Regions from separate parts of the Mus musculus genome. Here region 1 is linked to region 2. Evidence: chromatin loops called from intact Hi-C (ENCODE). Cell type or tissue: gastrocnemius. All regions are shown on one strand. Links, peaks and the distances in the headings refer to the core of each region. The heading gives the core; the rest is flanking DNA.

The links. Peaks named below come from ENCODE experiments on the same cell type or tissue, not always from the same donor. Only the 100,000 strongest peaks of a DNase experiment are listed, where the experiment ranks them.
Region 1: a loop joins it to region 2, with 2.2 times the contacts of the local background. A loop is called at or near these places in 3 of 42 quality-filtered maps.

Annotation. Positions count from the first base shown.
Region 1 is chr11:109,468,455-109,476,780 of GRCm38, reverse strand. It overlaps Slc16a6 (solute carrier family 16 (monocarboxylic acid transporters), member 6), which reads left to right and starts at 3,183. Exons shown (of 6, transcript NM_001029842.2): 1 at 3,183-3,533. The coding sequence starts at 3,289. Arsg (arylsulfatase G) reads right to left here and starts at 3,407. Exons shown (of 14, transcript NM_028710.3): 1 at 3,360-3,407. In gastrocnemius, for the core only: no CTCF peak of the experiment used is centred there; DNase peaks (open chromatin) are centred at 871, 2,838, 3,445 and 4,334; H3K4me3 peaks cover 3,054 bases; H3K27ac peaks cover 2,416 bases.
Region 2 is chr11:109,569,966-109,578,255 of GRCm38, reverse strand. It overlaps Arsg (arylsulfatase G), which reads right to left. Exons shown (of 14, transcript NM_028710.3): 14 at 4,926-6,037. The coding sequence ends at 5,763. Wipi1 (WD repeat domain, phosphoinositide interacting 1) reads left to right here. Exons shown (of 13, transcript NM_145940.2): 11 at 563-681; 12 at 1,099-1,199; 13 at 4,289-4,735. The coding sequence ends at 4,336. Among named protein-coding and RNA genes, the nearest start is that of Gm39442, 4.3 kb to the left of the region's middle. In gastrocnemius, for the core only: no CTCF peak of the experiment used is centred there; DNase peaks (open chromatin) are centred at 2,127 and 3,400; H3K27ac peaks cover 997 bases.

The sequences.
Region 1 (8,326 bases), core at 270-8,269, 100 kb after region 2:
CAAGAACTAACTATAATAGGATCTAGGCCACTCGAGCAGAACAGAAACCCTTAGGTAGGTGTCTAGTAGGTGCAATGGAAAAAGGGGAGGTGGAACCCTGAGGGGCTGAGGCCTTCCCTAATAGCCTCTCAGATACTCTCTTCTTCTGAGGCTATCCTGAAGACCCAGCAGCCCAAAGCAGGCTTGCAGGACCCTCCTTCTGAGCTCCAGGGGAGCCTTCTTTCAGACTGCTTCCCAAGATGAAGTTCTCACAGGCTGGTAAAAGCCACGAGCTTATTTGCAAGCCAGGGTCATATCTGCCTAGCAACCCAACCCAAAGACTATAAGTGTGGACAGGGAACAGGCAGGCCAACTTTGCACAAAGGAATCTATTCTCATGCAAATGACCCTAAGGGCTAGAAAAGAAAGACAGAGAGAGAGAGAGAGAGAGAGAGAGAGAGAGAGAGAGCGCCTGGGGCAGCTCTGAAGAAGCTGTTTCCCCACACCCCCAAGAAGATGCTGAGGGACTCTCACAACAAACTTAGTGCCTTGTCTGCTGCAGAGGAAGAGGGGACTCTGCCTGCGCCACACAGAGATTCCCACTGACCTACAGAAGAGGACAACCGTACAGCCCGGCCCTTAGCTTAATTTCCTGATTTTTCTGGTCCTGTACTCCAGACTGCAAAGGTCTCTTTGTTCTTATTTAGGACTAAACAAAGTTAGTTCTGTCTGGGGGCTTTGATTAGCATGGTAATGCAGTACTGAGGAAGGGAGAAAAACAGGGGCTTTCATCTTTTCCCTGGATCACTAGGCTTCAAGGGAAAAAGGTGAGGCCCGGCTCTGACCAGCAAAAGTCATCAGCCTGTGGCCAGCAAGGCTGGATTCCAGCCACCTCTCCTTATCCAGACACCAGGGGTCCAAGTCAATCTGCCTCATCTCTACAAGGGGAATCATTGTACCACACCAGGACAAGCCAAACCTGATGGAGCGGACCTATAATTCCAGCACTTAGGTGAATTCCGAGGATCGGGAATTTAAGGTCATCCTCATCAGATTTTATCTCAAAAACCCAAATAAGTCAGGCATAGTGGTCCATGCCTTTGGCAGGTCTGAATTTGAGAGCTGCCTGGTGGCTATCCTGGAACACAGAGAAACCCTATCTGGAAAAACAAAACAAAACCAACACATCAAATCACATGGGTGCTACTTAATTCAGTATCGGAACCAACACAGATGTAAAACAATGAGTTATAATAAAATAGCAATAATACACTTTTTTTTTTTTCAAGACAGTCTTTCTCTGTGTAGCCCTTGCTGTCCTGGAACTCACTTTGTAGACCAGGCTGTCCTTGAACTCAGAAATCCGCCTGCCTCTGCCTCCAAGTGCTGGGATCAAAGGCGTGCACCACCACTGTCCCCGTGAAGTAATACATTATTAATAATTAATTCTACCTGGCTGCTGTTACTGCCCTCCACAGCCTGGTTTTATCCAGTCATTCATTCATTGATGTCTAGGACTTTGGGCACTATCTAAGTTTTAAACTCAGAGGTTGAGAAAACTCAAGAGGTAGGCATCACGGCACATGCCAGCGTTTTCAGTGCTTGGGAGGCACAGTCAGAAAGATTGCAAGCCCAAGATCAGCTGAGCTCCATCTTTAAAACGTGTCTTAAAATCGTGCCATTTCCAGCCAGGCAGAGCGTATTGTGCCTGTAGTCACAGCTACAGTGCAGGATGAGGCTGGTGGACGGGTTGAAGCTAGGCGGTGCAGACCAGTTACAGACAGACCTTGGTTAAGAAAAAGAAGCCTGCGACAGGCGGTGGTGGTGCACGCCTTTAATCCCAGCACTCGGGAGGCAGAGGCCAGCCTGGTTTCAAAGCTGTCTTGAAAAAACCAAAAGAAAAAGAAAAAAGAACCCTGCGATCCCATCACTTTGGAGGCCGAGACAGGAGGATCTTCAGTTTTAGGTTAGTCTTGGCTTGGCTAGTGAGATCGTGTTTTTTAAAAACAAACAAACCAGGATTTGGGGGGGGGGGGGTCAAATATAAGTTTGAAGCCAGCGTGGACTACACCTGTCTGGGATGGGGTAAAGGTTTAATTATTCCCACAAATTTGCCAGTTATTATTCAGTGGTAGCCTGGCTGGACTACAGTGACCAGAGTAACACACTCTGCACCAATACACCTGCCTCCTCACTTAGCCACACCAGAGCCTATTGACAGCACTGGGTGACTGCATTCCCAAATCCTGGGGGAAATGACAGAGCAAGGAAAGGTTTTTATTAAAATTTTGAACCGGTGCTCCTCCCGGTGGGTGGCGACCCTTCAGGCACACTCCCAAAGTAGGTTCTCTGCAGTTTCTAACATCAGAAAGACAATCTCTGAGCCACAATCAACCGACGTGGGTTGCCTAAGTCTGAGGGGGGAAGGGGGGGGAATGCAGAGGAACAGGGCTTTTGCTGTGAGGCAGTACCCAGTTTTTCTCCAGAGGTGTGAGATGGAGTCCAGGAAACCAACTTTGCGCCCCCTCTGGCTCTGAACAGTCCCTAATCCTCAGACACGCGCTGTCCTCAGGAATAACTCGGGCTTCTCCGGAAGCATCCATTTAGTTCATAGTGACCTTTGGGATCAGGGGGCTTGGAGGTTTGGGGGTCTCGATCCCCCCAGAAGCCTCCTGGGGGGGGGGGGGGTTAAGGCTGCCGTGCACCTGTGCTCACGCCGCCTCCCGCCTAGGCGGGTGCGCGCGCACGGAGAAGCGGAGATGCTGACTCAGCCAGGCTTCTCCCATCTCTTTCGCGCAGCGCGGATGCTGGCGGCTGGTGGCTGCTGCGGCTGCAAACAAGGCAGCACGGGGAGGGGAGGCGGGGGAACACGACAGTGCACCGGCAGCAACCCAGCCGCGGGCTCCTTAGGGCCCATTGCGGCACTTCCCCCCGCATGCCCGGAAGGGGAACTGGCGGGGCGCGCGAGTTGACGAAATTTGGGGGGGAAGTGGTCTCTAGAGGAGGAACTCGGGATCCCGCGCGTGCTCCGCTCACACCCAAACTGGAAGGAACCTGTTCAGTCCGGGACCAGGGACGCGCGGGACCAGCCCAAACGCGCGCCTCCCCTGCCCTCCCAACCCCCCCTCCCCAGCCTCCTCACTGGCTCCCCAAATCCTCAGGGCGCGGGCGGACCCGGGAGCTGCGCTCGGAGAGGGGGTGCAGGGGCGCACTCGGTCGCCCCGGGCTCGATCGCGCTCCCGCTCGCACTGCAGCTAAGTGCCGGGGTCCGATCGGGCCGGGATCACACGGGCACGCGCGGATGAGGGGATGAGGGCGTCGGGCCAAGGACCCCAGAGGCGTCGGCGGGGATGGGCGACCCGCGATGACAGCGCGGTTACCTTCCGTGACCCCCAGCCCCGGCAGCCGGCAGGCGGGGCGCGTGCCTTGCGCGGCCCCGATCCACGTGGGCCCGCGCGCGCGCACCAGGCCGGCCCCCTCCTTGCAGGCGCTCGGCGCTCCCAGCACATGGTCGGCGGCGCGCCCCCGAGGCCGGCGGAGACCGGCTGCAGCCGGTATAGGATAAGAGATAGGCAGAGAGAAGCGGGGCCGGGGCGCGGGCGGCGGCACGCACGGCCCGGGAGGAGGCGACAGGGTTGGGGGGCGGGGGGAGGGTGTGGCTCGGGTGGCCGAGGCTGGCGTGGGTTGGGGGCCAGGGTACTCCAGGCTCCCCGCCCGGAGCCAACTTGATAGAGACTCTGGCCCACGCCCTAAGGGGTTAAACCTTTTTCTCATGTTACGGAGCGGTTTATAAGAAGGCTCCGGAGGCCCAGCCTCCGCCTTATTGGGTGCCTTTTGGGGTTTATTCTCTTCCCTTCTAACTTGGTGAGTTGGTTTTATTATTTTACACGCTTAAAAGTTTGATTGTGGGGTATGGGTGTTTGTTTGTTTGTTTTTTAATATGTGTTGGGGCCTTTTTTTTTTTTTTAAGGGCGGGGAGGAGGAAAGCTTTTAACATTTTAAAGAGGTTAATCCGAAAAATATTCTGACAGTTGGGAGTGTTCGGAGCCACTGGGATGACGCGCTCGGGCAGTTGTGGGCAACTGAGAGTTGAATGTCCATGACCCTAAGTATAGATGGGTTCCAGGAAATACCTTAAAGGGTGCCCTGGCCTTTGATCGTCCCCAACCCGGGGTGAAAGGAGCCAGGCTGTGAGGCGAGTCCGGCGACCGTCTCAGACCCTCTCTGGATTTTCCTCATGAAGTTGCCGGCGCGTCAGCAGAGCGAAATGTCAGAGAGGTACCTTCCTTCCCCGGGCTCGCGCGCGCACCCAAGGCGGCCACTGAGGCAGCACGAGGGAAAAGTGGAACTTCGGGTCTCCATCCCTGTTACCCCCCTCCCCAGGGCGGTCCCGGAGAGAGACAGATTTCCCTTCGGAGCGTGGGTCCCACACCTTGCCGGGCTGCACTGTCACCCGCTTGCTGCCTGCTGGTCGGTCCCGCACAACTTCCAAGGTCCGCCGGGCTACCAGCGGCAGCAAAGTGTCGTGCAGCTGAACGGCTCCAGGCGTGGGGGGAGAATGATTTTAAAGAGGAAATAGGTTAATTTCCTTCTGGGTTGTTCTCAATCCCTGCACCGCAGCAGACAAGTGATAGAAGTTTGTTAGATGGCGTGTAAAAATGTCATCGAACAACAGGGTAGGGGGGAAGATCGTAGGAATTGAGGAACCCATTACAACTCCTTAACCTGGAAGCTGGTGGTTTGTACAGCTAGGCACTGTGCTGGCTGCTTTTGACGGGAAGGGGATTTCTACCTTAGGATTGAGATTTCAGCCTCTGGTGATCTGACTGGTTTTTTTTGTTTGTTTGTTTGTTTGTTTGTTTTGTTTTGTTTTTTTTACAAACCATTCTGATGAGTGTCTAGCTACAAGAAAGTGCCAGTTCCTATACTAAGGTCTTCCCGTGTGCCAAGCACTGTTAGGTGGCTCGGGGGTTGGGGAGAATACAGTGGTGAAACACCTTTCCTGGTAATTAAGGGACCAGCGGCACCCGGCACCGTCAAAGATAGAAACTGACAGTATGTAAATAAACAATGCAGTCAAGTGGAAAACTGGTCTTAATGAGTACCACTGGCCCTGAGTTTTCCTTCTGCGGTTTCCAGAAACAGGACTTTTCCTCAGTGGAACTCCAGAGGAAGACACTTAAATTAGGGGCTTGGGTTTCAACTCGATGGTCTTGCAAACCGGGTGAATAGCTTGTAGCCAGTGATTCATTCAAACGTGGCTGAGGCCGTTTAGCAGGTTAGAGTTGGGGAAGTTTTGTTTTTTATAGAGAGAATTCAAACGAACTTCCCACACACACATGCAGACTGGTCCAGACAACTGAGGCTAGAGACAACTTGTCAGAAGCTGTATACTCCGGTCTACATCTTGAAGGAGCTTCGAAGTGCCTCTGTTCTGCTGACACCAGCAGCCGCCAGCTCATTGCCTTCTAAGCTTGTCTTTTGAACTTCGCCCAGAACTGACCCTAGACTAACCCCAGAGACTGTATGATAATCCAGTATCTTTATGTCTTTTTGCCAAATCCTTACAACAAATTAAATCACAGTGAATGTCCCAGGTAATTATAAATCTCCAAGTCCTGTAGGACACCCATTTAAGGCCTGCTTCCTTCACCCTCTCAGGGAAACAGGCTTATTATCCTGTAGCCCAAACTGGCTTGAGACTTACTGCGTAAAGAAGCCTGCTTCAACACATAGCCCACTTCCTGTCTTGGCTTCCTGAGTGTAGCTGTCTATAGGTCTATAAGCAAAGAACTTCACTCCAGTTTGTTTTGTTTTATATTCTCTCCTTTTTCTTTTTTGACAGAGACATAAGGGTAACCAAAAGCTACTAGGAAATACACTAAACTGTCCAGCCTTTTTTTTTTCCATCAGAAGGACATTGGGGGGTCTTGGGTGAAAAGCCAGCAGGCGCTTACTCAGAATAACAGAACTATCTAATGGGGAAAAACCTAGAAATCGCCTTCACAGATGCAATTTAGCCATCAGGAGATTTCTGCTAGTCCGGAACCACTGCCCAAAGGGTTTCCAGAAGATAAACCCACACTGGGCTAATCTGTAGGTGGTAACTCAGAGTCAGTCGGGGTCAAAGGCCATCCCTTGGGATTGCCTCTTCTTAGGGGACAAGCTTTGGACTCAGAACCTAGTTAGATTCAGAATCTACGTGTTGGGAACACTGAACATCAAGAAGAGAAGCCGTGGCCGGAGACCAATCAGGTTGTTTAACCAGCTCTGCCATTTAAAGCCCCACAAGGTGTTTCCCATCAGATACAAAACCAAACGGACTGGTAGTTTTCGCAGTCTGTAATTTGTGGAGGCCTTTGAGTCGTCAAGTTGAAAGGTTGGGCCTCGGTTGCTTTGTGCACAGTGTGCACAGTGTGACGGTTCGTAGAGCCCAGTGGCCTGTTGGTTAAATGGCAGGAGGAAGAGCTAAGCAAACTGCTTATTCTGCAGCCAGACACTTCCTCGTTTTAAAAGGCATGAGCTGTGTGTTGTTTTGGGGGCACCCCCAAGTCTCTTATTTTGTTTAGTAAACTTTGAAGAGGACTAGTTTTGTTTCTGTTGCTTGTTAGTGTTTATTTCCTTTGATTGTTTTTGTATTTTGTTTTTGGTGTTTTGTTTTTTGAGGTGGAGGAGAAGGTAGACAGGACTGTAGTCCAGGCTGGACTTTAGCTTTGCTTGCTTTCTCTCTCTCTCTTTCTCTCTCTCTCTCTCTCTCTCTCTCTCTCTCTCTCTCTCTCTCTCTCTCTCTCTCTCTCTCTCTCTCTTAGACAAAGTCTAGATGTGTAACCAAAACCTAGCAATCCTCCTGCCTCGGTCCTCTGAGTTGACCACAATGCCCGGATTGTTCAGTAAACTTTGAGCAAGCGTCTGTGATACACAAAATGCTATGCAGGCACTGAGTCTGGGAAGAGTATCTGATTGCCCTGTAGGTAGCCCGCCTCATACAGTCTTTTCCACTCAGGGAGGAGGGTTGAAATAGGGTCTCATGCAGCCCAAACTGGCTCAAACTTGCTTATAGCCATGGGTGGCCTTGAATGAATTTCTGATCCTTATGCCTACAGGCATGTTGGGTAGCACGCTACCATGCCCAAGCTCTTACGCGCGATCTTAGCTATAACATGCCAATATTATCTTCCAGGAAGGCTTGTACTCTGTTATTGTGCCATACTGTGGTCTTATCTCAAAGCCACCCATGGTAGGATGAAGGATGTTCCAGGCTTGTAACTGGAATAAATGTTAGAGTTGGCTTGGCGAGGCCATCTTCCCTTTATGATGATCCCAATAAGAAGGTAGAAAGGTTTGTTTCCCTTCATCCTCTGTTGGTTGGGCGTGGCTGGCTAGTGCCTTTAATCCCAGACAAGAGGGTTGCTGCAGATTTGTATGTATCATGAATGTAGTGAAAGCTGTATTTGGTTGTAGCCAGAACAGAGAGGCGCAGACATAAAGCATAAGTGAGCAAACTATCGCCCAAAAGGGGCTCAGGAAATAAATAGGAGCAGTTCAGTGTCTTCTGCCCAAATCTAACGTCCAGCTGCGTCACACCCACCCCCTCAAGACCCTTCCAGAGCTAGCACTTTGCCTCTTAGCCCGGTTTCCTTGGGCCACCCACTAGGTTCAGCCTGCAGTCATATCAGCTGATGAATAGAGTTAAATGCTAAAGTCAAAACTATCATCTGTTAAAGCTGGAGGATGCCTTCGAGATTCTCCAGTCTCCGCTAGCTAAGTGCCTTTAATCCCAGCACCTGGGAGGTTGAGGCAGGCCAGGCAGATGGCTACAAGTTCAAGGCCAGCCTGGTCTACGTTTACATCAAGTTCCAGGATGGCCAGGTCTCCATAGAAAGATGGCGTCTCAATAAAGAACAACAAAGATTCCCCAGTCCCTTCTAAAGAGGAGTGCCAGCTCAGAGATGGGAAGTGACTACCTCAAGTCACAGAGTTGTGTGGCTGAACAGTCCCTCTGTCCAAGGTCAAGAGTAGTTCGGGGATGGGAGGCAACTGGGCAGGTAAAACCCACCTGATGAAAGGAGGGAACCAAGTCCCACAGGTTGGTCTCTAACAGACACGTGAGCATTGTGGCATGAATGCATTCCACTTGCCCTGAGACAGAAATGTAAATAAATAAGTTAATGTAAACTTTTTTAAAAAGTTTTTTGCAGAGTGCTTTGCCAGGCTGGGGATGTTGCTAGAGTACCTGCCTCACATGCACGGAGCCCTGGGTCCTTAGTATCATGCAAGCCATGTGTGGTGACCAGTGCCTACAATCTCAGCACTTGGGAGAGCTTAGAGAAGCAGTAGGGTCAGAAGT
Region 2 (8,290 bases), core at 1-8,000:
CAGGTGTGCAGCGCTGTCTCTGCTCCAATGTTCTTGCTGCTGTTGCTACCTCCTCGAAGTCCCTGTGCCATGCCCCCAGCAGGTTTTTGTTTAGTTCCAATGTTTCCTTTAGGACAGCACCTAGGCAGATGGCATAATACCCCAAGTGGGATGTCCCCCTGCTCAGTCTGGCTGCCTAGCACAGCCCTTACGAGCACAGTGGTTAGTCAGAAAGAGTTCACAGAATCCGATTTAAAAGCCTCTAAAATTATGTGAAGTATGTACCATATCATGGCCTCATTAGCATGTCGTTAGCATGACCTTATTAGCATGTCATTAACATGACCTCATTAGCGTGTCTTAGCCTTCTTGCCTCAATATACCAGAGGAGCAGAGGGCTGTAAGCAGTGTTGAAGGTGTCTGGCTGACCCACTTGGGTACATGCTGATCATATAGTGTACTGGTGGGTCTGTAATTTACTCTCAAACAGCAGAGCGTGAGCCTCCTCCATCTTCTCCCATGAAGGTGTTCTGGGGATGTCCTGAATTCTTCTCTTCTTCCTCTCCCTAATTGCTGCATGTAGCTTGCTTAGCTCAGGAACAACAGAAGAGAACAAAGAAAATGACCTCAGACCTTCCTTACCTCCATCTTATGCTGCAACTGTAGCAAGGCCCAGCACGTCTGCAGCCTCCACGGTGCCAGGTGAGCTTTGGTGAGCCCTCAACCTCCAGGCCCAATACAGGAGGATATAGCCCAAATCCATCCATCCATCCATCCTGCCTGCCTGCCTGCCTGCCTGCCTGCCTGTTCACAGGGTCTCACTGTGTAGACCAGGTTGGCCTCAAACTCACAAAGATCCACCTGCCTCTCCTCCCTGTGCTGGAACTAAAGGCACGAAATAAACAAATAGCCAACGACTCTTTAACTTATTGAAGCATTCTGACAGGAGGTGGCTGAGACCCGTCTGTCTCTCAGGGCTCGGGGGCTTGGATTGGGGGAATTTAGACTCGCTTCTATCTGGGAGGCAAAGGTGCAGCCATTCTCCCATGCTCTCAGGTCTTGCCCTTCCAGCACCTGTCATGGAGGGCTTCCTGATTCATTTCTCACTCCCACCTCCAGGATACTCTGAGGACGGCGGGGCGCTCCGAGGGGAAGTTATTCCGGAACACGAGTTTGCGACGGGACCAGTGTGTCTAGACGACGAGAATGAGTTTCCCCCTGTGAGCATTCGGAACCCTTAACAGAGTTACTCCATCTGTATGCCTGGAAGGAAGCCTTGCCTCCCAGAAGAGGCCAAGTGTCTGCCCCGCGCTCTAACTCCTAACTGCTAATCTGCTTTACAACCAGAGCCCCCCCACCCCCCCGGGGCACCCACTTTGTGGTTTCAGATCCTGCAGGCTAGCCTATCGGTGTGGTGCTTCAGGCCTGTCAGCGTTGCCGTAACCAAATACTAACCTGGGGAGTGTGGATGGCTCAGAGACCTAGACTCCTTGCCTCTGTCTCTATACATACACTACCTTAGTTCCCTGTGAGGTCAGAGTTTCTGCCTGTGTCTGGTTTCCCAAAGCGCCTAAGATTGCTTTTGTAGAATGCTGCCTGTTACTTGTTAGGATGAGTTACTGGGGCTGGGTCTTGTCTGGGACTCTGGGCTGGCTGCAGGAACTGACTTGCAACCCACCTGCAGCTCTGGTACCGAACTCTTGAGCCTCCCCAGCAGCTGCAGCTGCCCACCAGGAAACCGCATGGATAAAGCCAGGGTGGGTGGCAGGAGCTGGAGACTGTCAGGGCCTCCTTAGCTCCCATCCACATCTACAGTGTAGCAGTGTATGCGCCTCCTGTGTATCTCCGTCAGGAAACATCCCAGTGGCAAGGGATGTGGCCCAGTTGGTAGAATGCTTGCCTAGCTAGCGCATACGAAGCCCTAGCTTCGGTTCCCAGCAGCACTTACAATTGAGCATAGTGGTTCACACCTGGAATTCCAGTACTTGGAAGCAAGGGTCATCTGAACTACATAGTGAGTTCAAGGCCAGCCTGAATTATATATATAAGGCCTTGTCTCAAAAAAAAAAAAAAAATCCCACTTGAGATCATTTCAGATGGGCACAATGCCAGGTCGGGACCTGTGGAATAGACAGGCGTGGCACTGAGATGGGTGAGGCTCCTTTTTGTGGGAACAGGAGGCGTTCATGACTTCCATACTGGCTTCGTAGATTACAGTTTGAAATGAACATTTTTGGGCTTTCCTAGGCAAGTTGCCAAATACATTGCAAGCAAGTGACAGTTGTATACTAATGGTGGAAAGGAGGAGTTCTTTAAAAAAAGCAAAAACAACTAATTATACGTTTTAAGACAGCCGTTGGCCCCCTGCCTAACAGTTGCCTTTGGGCTCCCATGATGCTTCCTAGAACTCTAGGGAGTTTGTCTGTCTTCTGAAAGTTGGCTATTTAGCTATTTAACTGCCACTACATCTTCCAGGAGCCTGGGCACTCTCGGTCAGACCGTGGGGACAGATATGACCAGAGCGTCCTATCCTGGGACGGTCACAGTCAGATGTTCACTCGGTTCTGTTTTAGCAATTTTGGTAAAATCCTTTGGCTGTTGTAGAAGATTGATACATCACAAACTCAGTTGGGGTCTTCAGTGTAGTCAGAACAGACCTTGCAACCTCCTTATTTACAGAATTAGAGTAGTCTGAACATTGGCAGGTAGGAGGTAGCCCCATGTTAGAGAAAACTAACATATAAAGCAAATAAAATAATAACCCCAAATGAGCCATTTTCCTCAAGGGGAGGAGACTCGGGGAGGCTTAAGAACTAATGTTGATGGGTATGGATTAATGACGGTGTGTTTGCCTAGCATGTAAGAGGCTCTGAGTTCCATGCGCAGAGCCTGCCCACCCGCCCCCCCACCCCACATGCACACACATCCACAACTACTAACATTTAAATGTGCCTTGAGGCACACTCACCTAGACACTGCCAGAAAGCTGGGTACAAACCAGCTGTTCTCTCTCTCTCTCTCTCTCTCTCTCTCTCTCTTTAGGAGCAAATTTGTGAAAGTTCACTTGAGCTGCATTTAGAATTTTTGTCTGGGCTAGAGATGTGGCTATCTCAGTAGGCAACGGGCACTGGTTCCAGCCTCAGCTTCAAAAAAAAAAAAAAAAAAACCCACAAACCAAAACTAGTTTATGCACAAGAAATTCTCCCTGCCAGCTAAGTGTTTGTCACTGGACAAGTTCCTAGAGTGGTTAGAGTCCAGCCAAGGTGGGGTAGCCTGTGGATGCTACAGGTGCTAGGTGTTATGGTGGCTGCCAGGCCCAGCCTGTCCACAGCCTGCAGGTAGATGGAGAAAGGAGCCGATGTTCAAACTGAGGTCCTGGGTCAGCAGCAGGCAGGCTTCTCCATCTCCAGGCACAAGGACCAGAAGTGAGAGTGATGCTGGCTGCTGTCCAGTGCAGCCATCTCAGCCATGTCTCTGTAGCTTAAGGGTTCAGCTGGGTTTGCTAGGAAAACCCCTTTTGTCTTTATTCTGAAGTGTATGCTACGCCTCTTGCAAATATTTCCCCAGGAACCATATCTTCATTCACAATTCTTTAAAAAGCCTGTAAGACTACAAAAGGATCTTGAGAGCCTCAGCTTAGCCAAAATCACTTCCCTGTCAGATAGGAACCTCAGGCTCACTGGTGGAGTCGGCCTCTGGGCCTCTGGGCTCTGCCTTAAGCCCTGTAGTCATCACTCGTTTTCTCTATCAAGTAGACTGCCTTTGCCCTCATAACACCACTCTCCTCTCTGGGATTGACTTCACCTCAAAACCAGCAAGAGAAAAGCAAGCTCATTATCCCTGGCAAGAGGCTTTAAGGAGGGCCAGCAGCTCCTGCTTCTGTAGTGAGCCAGCCTGTAACCTGTGTATTCTGTGACACTAATGTTAACATTGTGAGCAAGAGAACGGTCGACCCCCACCAAGAACATAGGCTGGCTTTCTGTGTTCTCTTTAGAGTCGTTTAGCAGTCAGTGTTTACACATAAGATGAGCCTTTTCTAAAAACTGCACATGTGCACACAAGCACACATGTGCACACACCCAGTTTGTAAACAGTATTGTTGGAATCTGTGCTACAGTTATCTACATCTTCATGAGATGGGTGGATTTTCCCACGGTCATGAGTAAGGGTCGGTCTGTGGTCATATATAAAAGTCCCAAAGGTCCAGCCTCCCCTGCTGACCCACCTAGCGCAGACCCCTGGGCAGCCCAGCCCGCCTCCATGAAGCCTCTCCCAAGAGTAAGGCCATATTCTGTTTTGATTTTGGTAGATAATCTTGTGCCGTGGAAGTCAGAAGGGCAAAACGAAGCAGTCCTGACAAGAAGCCTACCTCAGAAGTCAGGACACTCCCCTGTCAGGTGGTTTTGGAGAGAACGAGGAAAGTGGAAGAAACGGAATACAGTCAATGCTGTGGGCAGAGGGGAGGGAGGGAGGCAGGAGTCCTGGGTGCCTCACTGCAGTCAATGCTGTGGGCAGAGGGGAGGGAGGGAGGCAGGAGTCCCGGGTGCCTCCCTGCTTGAGCCATAGACCGCAGTTAGCCCCCCGACCCAAGCCCCTCAGCCTTGACTGCCAGTGGGCAAGGGGAATGCTGGAGTCACACCATGCAGTCTAAAAGACCTTCAAACCACAGTGTAAATGCTAACTAACCATATTGGTATGTAACCAGAATTTTATATTAAAAAGGGCATCCTTGTCAAATGTATGCTGTGTAAAAAAACAAAAAAAAAAACAAAAACAAAAAAAATGTACTTAGTGGGAAATCTCTTAGAATTGTGTTTCGTGTATATTACAAATATAGAGAGAAACTATTTTAGCCAGGCAAAGTATTTTTGCAGTGATTGGAATAAATCATTTATTACCTTGAAGTCGCATTCAGGACACTAATTAAATAAAATCATGGCAATGCATTTGTGAGTTGTTTACATTTTTATTTTGTTTCTTAGAAGTTTTAGGGGCTGGGAAGAAATCCCAATTTTTTTGAAAAGAGTATGTTTTAATATATGAGTGTTTTACCTACATGTATATACACCACGTGTGTGTCTGGCATTCTCAGAGGCCAGAGAAGAGGACAAGGTTCCCCTAGAGCTAGAGTTGCAGACAGTTTATGCTACCATGTAGGTGCTGGGAACTGAGCAAGTGGGCCAAGCTCTTAACCAACGGGCCACCACTTCAGCCCTGAATGCTTACATCTTTATAATACATCCACTTGACATTTACAGGAGAGAAGGGTCCAAGGCCTGGGAAAACCTCACTTTGGTTTAGCTTGCTCAAGTCATCTCAAAGGCAACAGTGTAGGCTCCCGGACCCCTACCCACCAGCAAACCAGACGAGTCTGTGCCAAAATGGCCCCTGAAACTGGGGACACGAGATAGAAACTAAAATACCGATCGAGAATCTGCCTGGTGTCAGTTCGTGGGTTACACACAGTTTCGTGGGTTACTTTAACCTTCAACTTGCAATTGAGGTTTAAGGCATTGCCTGAGCTTTAAACCCAGGGCTCAGACCTGACCCCATTACTCGCTAGTGCTTAACCATGCCGTGTCCACTGTACCAGCACTCAGGGCTTCTCAAGTCTGCATGCAGAGGAGACAGTCCACACACACAGAGGTAACGCCGTTGCTTTCTAACCAAATGCTGCAGCTTCCTTTCTAAAGCAGACATCCATGACCACACCCAAGTTTGGAAGTAAACCCACCTGTCTACAGTTTTCAGGTAGTGTTTCTCATGGGGGGAACAATGAGCCCTCAGACCGGTTGGCAACGGCAGGTAGTTTGATAGGGGTTACAGCAAGGAATCACTGAAGGATCCTGAGTGTAGTCTGCTCGGGAGCTGTTGTCATCAGCGATGTCTTGGAGGACATCTGCGAGAGCCCTGGTGACCTGCTGCAGCACCTCCTGGTACTCGGGGCTCCCCTTCTGTAGAGGCATCCCTTCATCAGCAGCATCTTCTAGGTTGAAAATGAGAGGGGCCACGTGGTGCTGCTCAGGACCCACGCTCCCATCACAAGCTTTGGCTCCACCTACGGGAAGGATGACCGACAATGTGAAACCCAGCCTCCACCCTGAGCTGCAGAAGAGGACGGACATCTGTGGTCGATGACACATTAAAGGAACCAAGCCTAGGAATTCAAAGGACTGCTCTCCCCACCAAATAAATGCCCTCGATATTATAGTCTGTCTTTCTAGTGATGATCGTCTGTCCAGGGGGATCAGATCTGGCCCCTTGGACTTGCCTTCAGAACTAGTGAACATCCATTCAAATATGTGTCTCTGGCCTTTGAGAGCAAATGTTGTTGTTGTTGTTGTTGTTGTTGTTTTGGTTTCGTTTGGTAGTTGTTTGTTTGCTTTGTAATAGCCCTCGAGTCTGATATTTTGAATACCGATGTCTCCAATAGCAACCGTTGAACTTGGTGGATGTCAAGAAGGATAATTTTCCCTGAAGATGATGCTGTCACAGAGATTGAGAATCTGGCTATTATGGCAGTCCAAAAGAGGACAGCCGAAGGCATCTGGAGCCTTTCTCACTTTGGAAGACAATATTTACTTGTTTTTATGTGTACTGATGTTTTGCCCAAGTGTAAATGCCTTGTGCATGCAGTGCAAACGGAGGCAGAAGAGGGCATCTAATCCCGTGGAACTGGAGTTGCAGATGGTTGTGAGTCACCGTATGGGTGCTGGAAACCCAACCTAGGTCCTCTGGAAGAACAGCAAGACCTCTTAACTGATAAGCCATCTCTCCAGCACCCAGCACTGTATCCTAATGAATTCAATGACTTCCCCCTACCTTTTTTTCTATACAAAAAGTAGCTAGAATGCCTAACAGAAATCTATGGAATTGAATAGCTGTTTGCTTCTGGGCATCTTGGTAGTAAAACATTAGTAAGCTAGGAACATCAATTGCTTGGGAGAAGGAGGGTTCTTTCCCTGAACAGACATCTGAGAAATCTTTGCAGTGCCACTTCCTACAGAGAAACCTCTATCATGGGCTTATGCCCTCATTTGGGTATAAGGGCTTTGCTATAGATCCTAGGCTGCCCTCAAGCTCTTGATCCTCCTGCCTCAGCCTCTCAGGTGCTAAGATGACAGGTGTGTACAGCCTTGTCCAGTCTGAGGACATTCTCACAACAGACAAACCAACCAATTAGAGGGGTCCAGCTGTGGTGTCGCCTCACTACAAGATGACAGAACAAGGCCACAGCTCAACCCAGCAAAGACAAATCTAAAAGCACACCAGGGACACAGCTTTCTTGTTCAATATGGATGGAAATGAAACTGGAACTCCCGAGAAGAATGAGAGTGTCCCATAGCCCTCTGCAGATCAAAGCCTCCAGCGGGGGTTTCCTCCCCTGGCAGACACTCGGGTGCAACAGGGATAAGGGATTCTATCATTGTCTAGAGTTGACAAAAATTTGACTCCTGCAGCAGCAAGGAGCCCTTGAAGTGACACAAGTGTCGACAGTCAACCAAGAAAAAGTTGGGGGTGACACTCATAAAAGCTAAGTGATCTATCAAGTTTGGAGATACTTTAATCTCAGCATGTGGGAGCCAGAGGCAGAGAGATCTGTGAGTTCGAGGCCAGCTCGGAGCTACATAATGAACCTGCCTTTAAATATATGTTATCCAAGCTGGGGCATAGTGGAGCATGCCTGGAATCCAAAAGTAGAGACAGAGAGATAAGGAGTTCAAGGCAAGCCTTGGCTACAAAATTGAGGCTCTCCTGGGGTACATGAAACTTCATCTTAAAAAAGAATTAAAAAGATTAAAAACACAAGGCACATAGACATACTTGCCACATGGGCCATAAAAACAGAGTCAAGCCCCACACAACTAATAGTTACAAAGTTGTCCACTGGCTTCTACATGAACACCACAATACACACATCCCTGCAAAGATACACCATACACACTCATGCAAATATACATCGTACACCGCGATGATAAGTTTCACTTAAGGAAAGAGTTGAGTAGTGTCCTTTGAACTACCATCCTCTAGCAAAATGAATTCTAGGAAATCTATTGCAGCAAATCAATAAAAAGCACTCTAGTGGAATAATCAAGACAGGCAAAGACTGGAAGGGACTTGACCCTGCAAAGAAAACCACACTGTCCGGGGTTTCCCCTCCCTGCAACAGGCAGTGTGGAACAGGCACACTTCCTGAGGAGAGCTGAGGTGGCTTAAGAGTTTAAGGTCACCACGAATGATGGAAACTGACAGGTGAAGTCCTACGAGGAAGACTGCCACAGAGGACAAGCCTCGAAACTTTCCGATGAAC